Linked DNA regions of Homo sapiens: region 2 is linked to region 1. Evidence: chromatin contacts called from ENCODE Hi-C data. All regions are on one chromosome and are shown on one strand. Each heading gives the region's core, a stretch centred on a gene start or an enhancer-like site at or near the end of the contact. The rest is flanking DNA. Distances are from core to core; before and after follow the strand shown. Region 1 holds the start of HSPA4L (heat shock protein family A (Hsp70) member 4 like). Region 2 overlaps ABHD18 (abhydrolase domain containing 18).

Region 1 (7,459 bases), core at 1,298-3,797:
TAGTAACGTTATTCATTGTATTAACAAATTAAAGGGCAACAAACAGGTCATTAGATGATGGTTAACATTTGTTAAGTTTCAGTATCCACTTACAGGCGTGTGAGTGGATTTTATGAGAAAAATCTCTTAGCAAAGTAGGAATAGAAGATAATTTTGTTAACTTTCTTACATCATAAACACAAAGGTATTTAATGTTAGGGACAAGACAAGGATGCTTACCACTACTGTTTATTTTCAAAATTTTACTGGAGCACTTAAGCAACATAATCCAGGCAAAACAATAAGAAACAGAAGAAATAGAAATGAAGAAATTCATTATTTCCCAGGCCATATTGTTCTATACACAGAAAATCCAAGAAATTCTGCAAATACTTGAATTTAGAATACAGCAAGGTTGCTGGATACATGACCAATGTACATGAATCAGGATCATTCAGCAGCTAAGCATAGCTAGCATTTATTGACCGTTTGGTGCCAGGGACTGATGCAGTGCTTACATTATTTAATCATAAAAACAGCCCAGTAGGCATATTTGTCCTCATTTTAACAGACTGAACCTGTGGCTTGGAGCATTAAGTAACTTGCCAAACGTTATACAGGTAGTAAGTTAGGCAAGCCTGGTACTACAACCCAAATCTGTGTGACCCCAAAGCCCGTCATGGTTTTAACCACTGGGTACTCTCACGTCCTGCCAGTAATTGTAAGGAACGTGATGATAACACCACTTTGCTCCTGGCCTCAACTTCCTTTTTACTTTGATATTTTAAGTGGTATTTTTAATAGGAAAAAAAAAAAACATTCTTACACCCTCAAGTTGTATAGACAACATGGATAAACTAATGGAATTAAGATAAATTAATTGTACTAGGAGAATTTCAGGATATTCTGGAATAAATCTAGATAGTGATGGCCGATGTCAGAAGAGGTGTGTGAGGAGAACTGGTGGAAGTCACAGGCGCCCAGCAGGACCAGGGCCCAGGGTTCAGTCGCAGGGCAACGCCCAATCCCTGTTCTGCTCACGAGCTGCCCGCTGGGACGCCGAGTTCTGCGGTGTCTCAGAGCGCAGCTTCACCCAGGGGCTCCACGTCTCCTGAGTGCTCATGAAGGGAAGAGAGGCCTGATTGATTTCTTCAATGTAGAGACCAGAGCCCAAGCAATACTGTACAATCCAGTTGCCTCAGTATTGCCCTTGAAAATGGATTTCACGTTCATTCTAACAGCAGCAGGAACTATAGCCACCCTTGCTGCTGCTGCTGCTGTAGCAACATTATTAATAGTAAAAAATCTAAGTTATTTAAAGAAGTGGACAACTAGGGATAATCAGAATACTAAAGAATCTAGTAAACAAAACAAACAAACAAAAAAACACGCCTGTTTTCAAGATGGATACCAAAATGGAACAGGAAAACACACAAAGAATTGGATGAGAAGGAACAGAGACTAGATGAAGAGGACGGGGAGGAACAGGGAACAGACCAAGGACTGGCAGAGAAGGAACAGGGCACACACGTAAAAGTGAACGAAAAGCAACAAGACAGCCAAATTTCTTAAGTGTAACATAAAACTTGGTTAATTACAGACAGGCAACACATGCCGATCAAACCAAGAGGGAGGGCGCTGGACCACACTGGGCTCTTTTTTGAGGACCACAGGGCAGCGGCTGGAGGCTAAAGCACAGACTTGGCTGGTGTGAGTGGCACACTTAATTAAGGTCACTTTCCTGTAAAACTGGTTTCCAGAGACAAGGGTCAGCGGCGGGGCCAGCATCTTTTAGAAAGGTGTGAGGAAAGGTACGTGGAGGGAAAGTTGTCAGTGTGATCTTATTTCTTGACAGAAGTTTGACTTTTGATATTTCAAATCCTGCTGATGAAAAAAGAAAAAAACCTAACATGTGCTCATCCCGCTTTCGCACAAGAGTCTGTCCCGGGCTCGGCAGCTCCCCCGGGGCTGGACAGGGCGGAGCGGCGGACGTCGGACAATGCGCGCCACCTCACAGAGCCGGGCGCGGCGGGCCTCCAGCCACAAGGGGAGGGCGCCGGGCTGCACATGGGCCCCTCGGGGAGGCGAGGCCTGCGGGCGAGCCCTTCTGAGGGCAGGGGGTGAGGGGGCGGCGCCCGCCAGCCAGGACAGCATCCTGCCGCCGTGACAAGCACGCCTCCGGTTGCCAAAACAACCCAAAAATGTGCCTCAAAACACGTTCGCAAAGCCCCGGGCCGGCCGGTCGCCTGCCTCTCACCTAGCCCGACCGCCCGACGTCCTACTGCCGAGCGAGGGCGAGCAAGCCAATGTGCCTAGCCTCCTTTCCCCGATCCTCCCCGCCCCGCCTTCCCGCTTCTCCCGCCCCCGGATAGCTCAGCAGCCTCCATTTTCCAGATCTTTCTCGAACCCGCAGCTTCTTGGGCAGCCGTTGCCCGAGTGCTGACGGAAGCGGCCGAAGTCCGGGCCCGGAGCTGGCTCGGGCGCGGAGCGGAGGCTCGCGCGCCTCCCGGGCAGCCGAGCGCGCAGGCGCAGGTCCCAGTAACCGCCGGTTGGAGGCGGCCGAACCGCAGTAGGGAAAGACCCAGGCTGCGGGACGCGGTGCAGGCTGCGGCGCTGACGGCCTCTGCTCCTTCCGCGGGTTTCCGACTCCCTGCCCTAGATTTTCTGCTTAGCGACTTGGGGTCCCCTCTCGTTTGCTTCTGGTAGGAGTCGCAATCCCAGCAGCAATAGCCCAGAAGAGGACACGGTTCCCGTACCGAAGGGTTCAGTACCAGCAGCCCGACCATCACGCGGCGGGATGTCTGTGGTTGGCATTGACCTCGGCTTTCTCAACTGCTACATTGCTGTCGCGAGAAGTGGCGGCATCGAGACCATCGCCAATGAGTACAGCGACAGGTGTACCCCGTAAGTGCCTCTGCTGAGCATCACCTCGACCCTAAGAAACGTTTTTCTCTCCCGTCCTTAACGTTTGTCCTGTCTGCTCGCTTCCTCGGATTTTCCCCTAACGTGCGCCGAACCCCGAGATGACAGGTGCAACCCGTCAACCGCAGTCCCTAGAGACCGCCGGGTGGCAGTCGGACTTCCTCGCCCCGCAAAGCTTCTTTTCCTTCAAGGACGAGGGACCGCACTAGTTTGCGCAGCTCTCTTTTCTGTACCTACGCACGTCCCCTGCCTCGTGCCGCTGTCCCCCAACGCCTCTTTTGCTTGCGAGGAAGAGGTTGCTGTGGGACAGCCCCTGGCGTCCGGAATATTGAGAAAGATCTCCGGTTGCCTCTAACGAGGTTTACGTGGGATTATCGGCCCCGCGCCAGCTGCCCTCCTTCCTTTCCCCGTCCCTCTGGGTGACAGCTTTTTCTCAGAAAAGTAAAAAGTCAGCTTCGGCTGCACACGTCAGAGATGAATTGCAGGTTCATCTGGCCCCGAAAGCCTTTTTTTTTTTTTTAAGGGCGGGGAGTGAGGCATGTGGGGTTTTACAAAACCCAGTGCCCTTGAGAACTGCAGGTAATGGAGCCGGTTTACAGGGCCAGGTCAATGGTGCATTGATAGGGAGAGCCTCGGGATGGGAGTCACTGGCCTTGTGCATTGGTAACTACGTCAGTTGCTGGAATGCGGCGGGGTTGGGTCGGACCAAAAGCGTGTTTCTGCAGAGTGAATTGCCGGAGTCGGGGGCAGCTGTCCCGTATAAACATGACTGTGGAGTGATTCTATTATGAACGCTTAATGAAAGGCTTAGGAGGAGCGGCGTTATGTCATGGAAACATGTTTCCACATGTTCCGTTGTTTCTCTGGCCTGGGAAGTTTGTTGGCAAGGAATATAATGAAGTAATTCTGAAATATGAAAAACTAGTTGCTGCTTATAGGCTGCTGTTACTGGTAATTTTATGAGGAAACCAACTGTATGAAACCTATATTACTTTTTATGGAAAGGTAATTTGGCATCTTAATTTGACCGTTCTGAATGGTCCAAAATATAATACCTTAACTATACTAAAACAAGGTCAGTGTCCAATGGTCTTTAAATGCCTCATTTACTATTCTATGGAAAGCTTTAAAATATGGCAAAAAGATGTTGAAGAGTAGCTCACTTGAAGCAGTCTGTGCTTTGATTTCTTTCCAAGAAGATTCTAGAAGGTTTTATACCTTTTTTCGTAGATGTACACGTTTCTTCTATTGAAATTTTAAACGTTTTGGACGTTTATATTTTCAATACATGGGCATAGATAAGGTAATCCTCAATAATGTTTGAACTCTTCTACTTTTTACATCTTTTTCTGGCTTTTATGCACAGTGAGAGGCCGAAACAGTAACTGTGAAGTCGATGAATTCGTCTCTACAAGGTTTTATATTAAGCCACAACAAATACTGGCTTTCGCCAGAAACAGACCGGAAATTCCACTCTCCACCTTCAGCAGAGTAGGGGTTAAAAATGGGAGCAATCTTTGGCTTCATTGACTCTCAACCTATAGAGAAAAAACTGAGAGGTAGGGTGGACATTCTTTTAGTCCTTAAAGCCATATCCTAAAAGATCAGAAACCAGAACAGTAAGAAAGATCGATCTGCATTTCCAGGCTGAGAAATCTCTTTAGCAGTGAGTGAACCTGTGATTCTTTAAAGATCCTGGCCGGCCAGACTTAGTTCTTTAAAAAGTGGGCTTCTAGAGTCTTCTAAAAGTCTCTTTGTTATTGTACTTAGGCATATTCGCTGGTTCTGTGTGGTTGAGAAGTAATGTGATATTTCTGATTTGTGTGCTAGAAAGCCAATAGTAATATCTAGATTTAATGAGCCTAATCTAAACTAGAAAGTTCTTAAAAAGTGAAAGGATATTCTCACTTAGCTTGCATCAGCAACTCTTCTCTCCATGGCTGGGCACTGTCACTTACCTCAGAAGTGTATCTTTTGTTGTTTCTGAACAAAAGTACTTCATGGTAGTGTAGTGCTCTTACACTATGTATTACTTTGTGGGTCCAATTGTTGAGGAAAAACATAGCCCTTCCGGGCCTCAGGACATTTATCCATCAATTCAACACCGATCATGCAAAAAGCATTGTAACTATTAGATAACCTTTAACTTCTCTAATACACCACAGTATTTAATAACACACATAAATAAAATGTTAGCTTTGCAAATAAAATGTTTTTCATATTCCAATTGCTTACATCAAGGTAATGTGACATATTTTCTAAGATGTGAATACATTATAAAATGATCCTATGAAAAGAGGAAAGAAATGTTCAATTTAGTTGTTTTCAGCATTCATACATTTTACGTTTCTTTCATTAACATATTTGATTGCTTATGGTTGAGAGGATTCCATATAAACCAAGAAGGACAGTTTAATGAAAAAGAACCAAGTTTTGGCCTATAATTAAGGGACAAAAGACAAGTTAATTTAACCTATTTAATTCAGATTCACCTTCTGTAAAGTTAGAGTGTTTATACTAGCCTCTCATCTCCTGCATAAGTTGAAGAGGGAGAGAGAAATTAACCTGCATAAATTGAAGAGACAAAATAATTTTCCTGAACATCTTATTGAAAAATTATTACATAATAATATGTGCTCATTATAAAAAATACTGGCACATTAAAAGGTGAAATTAAAAATTTAATTCCTCCAGATGGTTTTCTGTGTGTGTTTTCAAAGGGAAGGGGAAGTATTTACTTTATGTTTAGTAACCTTTTTCTTTTTTTCTTTTTTTTTTTAAGACGTAGTCTTGCTCTTGTTGCCCAGGCTAGAGTGCAGTGGCGCGTTTTCAGCTCACTGCAACCTCCGCCTCCTGGGTTCAAGCGATTCTCCTGCCTCAGCCTCCCGAGTAGCTGGAATTACAGGCAACGACCACCACGCCTAGCTATTTTTGTATTTTTAGTAGAGACGGGGTTTCACCATGTTGTCCAGGCTGGTCTCGAACTCCTGACCTCAGGTGATCCACCCGCCTCGGCCTCCCAAAGTGCTGGGATTACAGGTGTGAGCCACTGCACCCAGCCTATGTTTAGTAACCTTTTTCTATGTAAAACATACATATTTCTATACTATCAGTTGTAGTGTCTGTATAATCATGATAATTTAATCCATAGCCTAATAATTCAGGTTGTTTATGATACTTTGTAAACAGTGTTGCAATAACTATCTTTGTAACTAAATTTTTGATCCTTCAAGTAAATTCCTAGAAGTAGAATTACTGAGTGTCCACATTTTTAAAGGCCTGGTACATGTCTGCATTGTTACTTAAAACAATTAGAATTTCCATCCCAGGCTTAAGTATACCAAGGTGATTAGTTTCACACATGGGGAAAAAAATGATAGCCAAGAATCGTCATTAAGTATCAAATTAAAGCGTGTGGTAAATTGGAATAGTGATTGCTATGTGCTAAGCAAGCATTGTCATATGTATCACAATTCTGTGAGTTTGATCATACTAACTATCTTTTTTTTCCGTAAGAAGCCTAAAGCAAAGTTAAATCACTTGGCCAAAAATTAGTAAAACAATGAATTGGATTCTGTTTCAGGCCTCTCTGACCCTAGAACCCAAATGTCTTTCCAGTATCCATTGTTGTAAGGATGGCATATACGTAACTAGGTTAATGATGAAAGGAACAAATTACCTGGTTGAGCAGTTATTGTACAGGAAAGCATCTTTGCTCTACCATCAATAAATGTCTAATTTTAGCTAGTTTTTAAGAAATACTATCTTTTTTAAAAACATTATTTTAATAATTCCTAAAAATTTTTTTGACACAGGGTCTTGGTCTGTTGCCCAGGCTGGAGTACAGTGGTACAGTCATAGCTCACTGCAGCCTTGAGTTCCTGGGCTCAAAGGATCCTCCCACCTCAGCTTCCTGAATAGCTAGGACTACAGGTGCATGCCACCATGCCACACTAATTTTATTTTTTTCCAACAGAGACAAGGTCTTGCCATATTGCCTAGGCTAGTCTCGAACTCCTGGCCTCAAGCCATCTTCCCATCTTGGCCTCCCAAAGTGCTGGGATTATAGGCGTGAACCAACGTGCCTGGCCAGTAATTCTTTTAAGTTATGTTAAGGACATGTAAAAATCTTACTTTGTTTTTAAAATTCATAAAAAATACATACAAAACATATTAGTGTAAACATTTGGAGAAAAAGTAGTGTGGAAGACAATAAACTACTATTAATAATGGATAGATACTTCTCAGAGGTAGAATTATGGAGGAGGTGCTTTTAATTTATAGTCTGTAATTAATACTTTGTAATAGGGAATATGGATTTTCTTTAAATGAAACTGTGTCAAGATTTTTGTTAGGAATATTTTATCATCAAAATTCTTTATGATTCTTCAATATTCAGTTCTCTGGTTTTCTATCTTATTTTTTCCTATTTCTTTACTAGCATATGAATAATCTGGAAATATGGGAAAATGCTGTTTAAACACTGTTTCAGATGAGTGAGACCCCTCTTAAATGCATGAAAATAGAAATCACTTTGGTGCACTGAAAACAACAGCAC
Region 2 (7,459 bases), core at 2,397-4,896, 220 kb after region 1:
GGAGAAACCTATTTGTCCTATTGTCATTTGGTCCATTACTCATGATTCTGTCTCTTTTTCACACTTTCTGTTTTTATTGAGGTAGAGAAAAATATATCAGGTAAATGAAATAAGGGAACTGCAAGCATTCTTTTCCGTTAAAGAACAGTTTTAAGACTGCTTAAGATCTGTGGTGACAGGTTTTATAGACCACAAAATATGGATTTCCCTATGTAATGTAAAATAGCTCATGAATTGTGATGTATCTTTGGGACAGCCTATATTGGAAATTTATTTATGTCAAAATTCCAAATGAATTATAATATTTTAAAACATAGCATTCAGGCCAGGCTTGGTGGCTCATGCCTGTAATCCCAGCGCTTTGGGAGGCCGAGGTGGGCAGATCACCTTGAGGTCAGGAGTTCGAGACCAGTCTGGCCAACATAGTGAAATCCTATCTCTACAAAAATTAGCAGGGCATGATGGCGGGTGCCTGTAATCCAAACTACTCAGGAGGCTGAGGCAGGAGAATCGCTTGAACCTGGAAGGCGAAGGTTGCAGTGAGCCGAGATCGTGCCATTGCACTCCAGCCTGGGTGACAGAGCAAGAATTCCGTCTCAAAACAAACAAAAAAAACAAACAAAATGTCCATTTGAGCAACCTTAAATAATTTTATGGTAACATGGCATAGTTTAGTATTCAAATATTACCCAAGATTGAATTCTAATACAAGTTCAGGAAAATTTAATATTTATCTTCTGGTAAAATATTAATATTCCTTTGAGGATAGTTTATATGTCTTCTATATGATTTTCATTTCTCAGCATCAGAGGTAAAAAATATTTTTCACATAATTGGGTTTAGGTTCCTCAAATATTTAGGGATAAAGCACTCATTTTATGTATGTATTTATTCATTTTTAAATTTTTTAGATGGAGTCTCACTCTGTTGCCCAGGCTGGAGTGCAGTGGCGCGATCTTGGCTTACTGCAACCTCTGCCTCCTGGGTTCAAGAGATTCTCATGTCTCAGCCTCCCTAGTAGCTGGGATTATAGGCACATGTCACCACGCCTGGCTAATTTTTGTATTTTTAGTAGAGATGGGGTTTCACCATGTGGTCCAGGCTGGTGTCAAACTCCTAACCTCAAGTGATTCACCTGCCTCAGCCTCCCAAAATGCTGGGATTACAGGCGTGAGCCACTTGGCCCGGCCAGGCACTCATTTTAAATTATGCATACTTGCAAATAAACTGCTCCAGGCTTTCATGATATTTTATTCCATTTATAGAAATATGTGTGTATGTGTAGGTATATATCTGTGTGTGTATGTGTAACAAAAACAGCTATCCTTTTCAGCATTACTTCAGGCATTACTTTTATGCCATATTCCAAATTGAACCAAAGAAATAAGATATTACTTAAAATAACAAAATGTAGATAATTCCTGTTCTGATTTCATGCTTACTACTGATCTAGTTTTTATTTTTAAAAGAATAGTGGTTTATTAGAGAGTAGAAAGATCAATATTTCTAAATTAATAGACTCGTGATTTTAAATATGTATGTTAAACTTTAAAATTAAATTTTACAACATTTTAAATATATATCAAAATAAACATAAGCAGGAAAAATAATACTTTAATTTTCACTGCTACTTTATTTTGATGGTTTTAACAGCAGTAAATTAAATATATTTATGTGTGATTTTAAATATAAGTATGTAACTAAGTAAATTCAATATTATAAGCAGGGAAAATAATACTTTAATATTATACTCTGCTTTTTTCTAATGATTACAACAATAGTTTTTGCCAATATTTTAAAAATCATTCTTACTGTCTTTAAATGGCATAAATGGCATTCAGTAGTTCTCTACTCATTCTAAAAAGGAAAAAAAATTGTATAAAAATTTTCCTTGGCTATAAAAAATTCTTTGTAGGTACTGGTAATTCCCTGTGTCTAACATAAGGAAGAGCCATGGGCCATGACTCAGCCACTCAGCTCCCTGCCCTTGGGCAATTTATTTAACTGTATGGTACTTAACGGCTTCCCACTTCTGAATTAGGGCTTGCTGGAAAGATACAGGCAGGAATAAAGAAATTAAAGTTGAAAGGAGTGTGGATGAGTAGAGGAAAAGGAGTAGACAGCTACATATTCATTTACATGTGCTGGAAAACCAGTATTTAGCTAAAATCTTTTATAAAACTAATGTGATATGACCTGAGCAGAGCCAAAATTTAACTGTTCAGATACATAGTATTCACTCACCTTTTCACTTTTATCGGGGGAACCAGCCCCCAATATTTCAACATACATTCTATTTTCCCTAAGTGTCAGCTGGTCTGAGAAATAAAGAGAAAGAGTACAAACAGAGAAATTTTACAGCTGGGCCTCCAGGGGTGTCATCACATATTGGTAGGACCATGATGGCGACCCCGAGCCGCAAAATCAGCAAGTTTTTATTAGGGATTTTAAAAAGGGGAGGGGGTGTACGAACAGGGAGTAGGTCACAAGGATCACATGCTTCAAAGGGCAGTAAAGATCACAGGCAAAGGCAAAATTAGAATTACTGATGAGGGTCTATGTCCCGCTGTACATGCATTGTCTTGATAAACATCTTAACAGGAAACAGGGTTCGAGAGCAGAGAATGGTCTGACTAGAATTTACCAGGCTGGAATTTCCCAATCCTAGTAAACCTGAGGGTACTGCAGGACACCAGGGCATATTTCAGTCCTTATCTCAACTGCATAAGACAGACACTCCCAGAGCAGCTGTCTGTAGACCTACCCCCAGGAATGTATTCCTTCCCCAGGGTTATTCCTTCCTGGGAAAAGAATTCAGCGATATTTCTCCTACTCGCTTTCTGCAAGAGGAGAAATATGGCTCTATTCTGCCCGACCCTGCAGGCAGTCAGACCTTATGGTTATCTTCCCTTGTTCCCTGAAAATCGCTGTTGTTCTGTTCTTTTTCAGGGTGCACTGATTTCATATTGTGCAAACACACATTTTACAATCCATTTGTACAACAGTGGTCCTGAGGTGACATACATTCTCAGCTTACGAAGATAACGTGATTAAGAGATTAAAGTAAAGACAGGCATAAGAAATTATAAGAGTATTGATTGGAGAAGTGATAAACGTCCATGAAATATTCACAATTTATGTTCAGAGATTGCAGTAAAGGCAGGTGTAAGAAATTATAAAAGTATTAATTTTGGGAACTGATAAATGTCCATGAAATCTTCACAATTTATGTTCTTCGCCTTGGCTCCAGCCGGTCCCTCCATTCAGGGTCCCTGACTTCCCGTAACACACTTTCTAATTGATTTGCATCTAATACAGATGTACATACACAATCTTACTGTACTCTCTGGAGATCAGGAAATATGATGAAAGAGTGTTAAAGACTTACATTTCAAAAGACTAGGCAGTCAAAAGGATATTTTTATTTTAAAAAGGAAAAAAAGTAACAACAACAAAAGACTAGGCAGAATCAGTACAAGGAGTTCTTTGAGGGTGGGGTAGAAGGAATACTGATTTCATATGACTTAAATTAGAGTTTCCTTGAATCTCAGCCCTCTTCAGTCTGCCTCTCTTCTAGACTCAAAAAGCTATGTATTTGCCTTTTGGAATGTGTAGTTTGAAACTTGTAGAGTACTGCTTTCAGCCTTGTCAAAGGCAACAAGTGATTAAGAAAAGCAGTGTACCACCTGGCGGCAGTAGGCAACTATGTGATTAAAGATGTGTAACCATAGCAGCTGTTGGCTCAGAGAAAAACTTAGTCATTTCTTACTAGCTCTCATCTTCCTCCCTCCTTACTTTCTGTTCCACTTCTTCCTTCTTTATTCTTCCTTCTTCTTCTTTCTTCATCTCCTCCTTCTCCTCCTTCACCTTTTTCCTCTCCTCCTCCTCGTTTTTTTTTGTTTGTTTGTTTTTTGTTTTTTGACAGATTCTTGCTCTATTGCTCAGGCTGGAGTGCAGTAGCGCAATCACAGCTCACTGCAGTCTTGAACTCCTAGGCTTGGGTGACCCTCCAACCTCAGCCTCCTGAGTAGCTGGGACTACAGGCATGCACCACCACAACCAACTAATATTTTTTTTATTTGTAGAGAACAAGGTCTCTATGTTGCCCAGGCTGGTCTTGAATTCCTGGGCTCAAGGGATCCTCCTGCCTCAGCCTCCCACAGTGCTGGGATTATAGGCATGAGCCACCATGCCCAGCTTCACTTCTTTATCTCACTTCCTCTTTTCTCTCTCTCTCTTTCTTTGACATGGTCTCATTTGTCTTATCCTTTGTAAATTTTTCAAGACGTTTCTTTTTTTTTTTTTTTTTTTGAGATGGAGTCTTGCTCTGTCGCCGAGGCTGGAGTGCACTGGCACGATCTCGGCTTACTGCATTCTCCTGCCTCAGCCTCCTGTTCCCGCCACCACACCCTGCTAATTTTTTGTATTTTTAATAGAGACAGGGTTTCACCATGTTAGCCAGGATGGTCTCGATCTCCTGACCTCGTGATCCGCCTGCCTCGGCCTCCCAAAGTGCTGGGATTACGGGCGTGAGCCACTGCTCCCGGCTGACTTTTTTTTTTTTTTTAAGAGACTGGATCTCACTGTTGGCCAAGCTGGTCTCAAACTCCTGGACTGAAGTGATTCTACCCATCAGCCTCCCAAGTAGCTGGGACTATAGGTGTGCGCCATTGCATCCAGCTCTAATTCTTCAGGTCTTTCTGGTTTTTCTCCACTCCCCTCTCTCTGCAAATGCCATTATTAAATGTAGCCCCCACCAAAAGGCAAAGAACTAAATAAGATAAAAGCAAAACAGTTTATTCTAGTAACTTATAAATGTTACATTTTAAATTATATGAATTGTCTAAGTCTGTAGCTTGTCTTTAACTCTGCCACTATGGTACTTTACGTACTTAGGAACTTTAAACATCTTTTGAATGATTATTGGGATGAAATATTGGGCTTTTAGAGTCTAGAATCCAAAGCAAAGCAGTTATGCAGCTATGGAAGCGATATAGTTGTTCATTGATTTCTTGATTACTCAAGATGAAGGAGTTCATTATTATACGCAGACTTTCATTTAAATATATAAAATATATATATATTTTTAAAAAACATGAGCCTGGCCAACATGGTGAAACCACATTTCTACTAAAAATACAAAAATTAGCTGGGCTTGGTGGTGCACGTCTGGAATCCCAGCTACTAAGGGGGCTGAGACAGGAGAATCACTTGAACCTGGGAGGTGGAGGTTGCAGTGAGCAGAGATCGTGCCACTGCACTCCAGCCTGGGCGACAGAGTGAGACTGCATCTCAAAAATAGAAATAAAAAGTAAGAAAGTAGCCTTCTGGTGGCTTAGTTCTTACCATAGCTTAAAATGAAAGAGGCTCCTAGGTGAAGGTGAGTTGCTGATGTGGAAAAAAACAGGATTTTTTACTCTATTTAAAAACAAAACAATGACAACATATTAGCTAAAGCACTCATTTAGATTGTTTTAAAATTACAAAATAATACATGGTCATTATAAAATGAGTGCAAATAATACAGATTCTGGAGGAATCTTTAGGAAGGCTACCTATCAGGTACTATGCTCATGACCTGGGTGATGGGATTATTATTCTTTTGAAGGCTGCCTATTTGTATCTTTTTCCTGTTTTTTAGTGAGGTTATTTGGTTTTTGTTAAATTGTTTAAGTTTATTATAGATTCCGGATATTAGACCTTTATTGAACGCAAGTTTGTGAATATTTTTCTCACATTCTGTAGGTTGTCTCAACCTGTTGATACTTTGTTTTTTTTCTGTGCAGAAGCTCTTTAGTTTAATTAGGTCCCACTTGTCTCTTTTCTTTATGTTGCAGTTGTTTCTGGGGACTTACTTATAAATTCTTTGCCAAGTGTATTAGTTTGCACGCTGCTGATAAAGACATACCCAATACTGGGCAAACAAAAGAAAGAGGTTTAATGGACTTAACAGTCCACGTGGCTGGGAAGGCCCCACAATCATGGCGGAAGGTGAAAGGCACATCTCATATGGTGACAAACAAGAGAAGAGAGCCTGTGCAGGGAAACTCCCCTTTTTAAAACCATCAGATCTCATGAGACTTATTCACTATCACACGAACAACATGGGAAAGACCTGCCCCCATGATTCAACTACCTCCCACCAGGTCCCTCCCAAAACACGTGGGAATTCAAGATGAGATTTGGGTGGGGACACAGCTAAACCATATCACCAAGGCTGAACCCAGAATTTCCTAGGTTTTTCTTCTGGGGTTTTTATTGTTTTAGGTATTACATTAAAGCCTTTAATCCATCTTGAGTTAATTTTTGTTTATGGTGAAAGGAATGGGTCCAATTTCAATCTTCTGCATATGGCTAGCCATCTATCCTAACACCATTTATTGAATAGGGAGTCCTTTTTCTTTTGTCTGTTATTGTTGACTTTGCCAAAGATCAGGTGGTTATAGGTGTGTGGCTTTATTTCTGCATTCTCTATGCTATTCCATTGGTCTATGTGTCTGTTTTTATACCAGCATACCAGTACCGTGCTGTTTTGGTTACTATAGCCTTGTGGTATATTTTGAAGTTGGGTAATGTGATGCTTCCAGCTTTGCTTTTTTTGCTTAAGATTGCTTTGGTGATTCATGCTCTTTTTTGGTTCCGTATATGAATTTTAGAATAATTTTTCTAATTCTGTCAAAAATGGTTTTGGTAGTTTTATAGGAATAGCATGGAATCTGTGAATTACTTTGGACAGTACAGCCATTTTAACAATATTGATTCTTCCTATACATGAGCATGGAATGTTTTTCCATTTGTTTATGTCATCTCTGATTTCTTTCAGCAGTGTTTTGTAATTCTCATTGTAGAAATCTTTTACCTCCTTGGTAAGCTGTATTCCTAGGTTTCTGTGTGTGTGGTTGTGTGGCTATTATAAATGAGATTGTGTTCTTGATTTGGCTCTCAGCTTGGATGTTATTGGTGTATAGAAATGTTACTGAGTTTTATACATTAATTTTCTATCTTGAAACTTTGCTGAAGTTATTTATTAGTTCTAGGAGGCTTCTGGCAGAGTCTGTGGGGTTTTTGAGGTATAATATTATATTGTCTGCAAAGAGAGATGGTTGACTTCCTCTGTTTCTATTTGGATGCCTTTTATTTCTTTCTGTTGCCTGATTGTTCTGGTTAGGATTTCCAATACTGTGTTGAATAGTAGTAGTGAGAATGGGCATCCTTGTTTTGTTCCAGTTCTCAAGGGGAATGCTTCTAGCTTTTGCCCATTCAGTATGGTGTTGGCTGTGGGTTTGTCATAGATGGCTCTTATTATTTTGAGGTATCTTCCTTTGATACCTAATTTATTGAAGGTTTTTAACATGAAGTGATGTTGAATTTTATCGAAAGCCTTTTCTGTATCTATTGAGATGATCATGTGGTTTTTGTAAGTCTGTTTATGTGGTGAATAACATTTATTAATTTGCAT

What was found. A loop is a pair of places that touch in the nucleus more often than their neighbours do. Pooled maps may share reads with other maps.
Region 2: a loop to region 1 is called in a pooled map, with 8 times the contacts of the local background. The contact joins the enhancer-like site here to the promoter of HSPA4L in region 1. A Hi-C loop is called at or near these places in 8 of 37 single-sample maps with no recorded cell type and 11 of 50 pooled maps.

Annotation. Positions count from the first base shown.
Region 1 is chr4:127,779,775-127,787,233 of GRCh38, forward strand. It overlaps HSPA4L (heat shock protein family A (Hsp70) member 4 like), which reads left to right and starts at 2,548. Exons shown (of 19, transcript NM_014278.4): 1 at 2,548-2,883. The coding sequence starts at 2,777. RefSeq lists silencers at 1,909-2,078, 2,359-2,428 and enhancers at 2,569-2,718, 2,618-3,610, 3,219-3,298, 4,710-4,949.
Region 2 is chr4:127,993,990-128,001,448 of GRCh38, forward strand. All of the region lies in intron 4 of ABHD18 (abhydrolase domain containing 18), which reads left to right. Among named protein-coding and RNA genes, the nearest start is that of ABHD18, 32 kb to the left of the region's middle. RefSeq lists a silencer at 3,576-3,625. Within about 2 kb of position 3,647, at least 2 of the 41 ENCODE cell types and tissues checked have a DNase peak (open chromatin) inside an H3K27ac peak, as active enhancers do.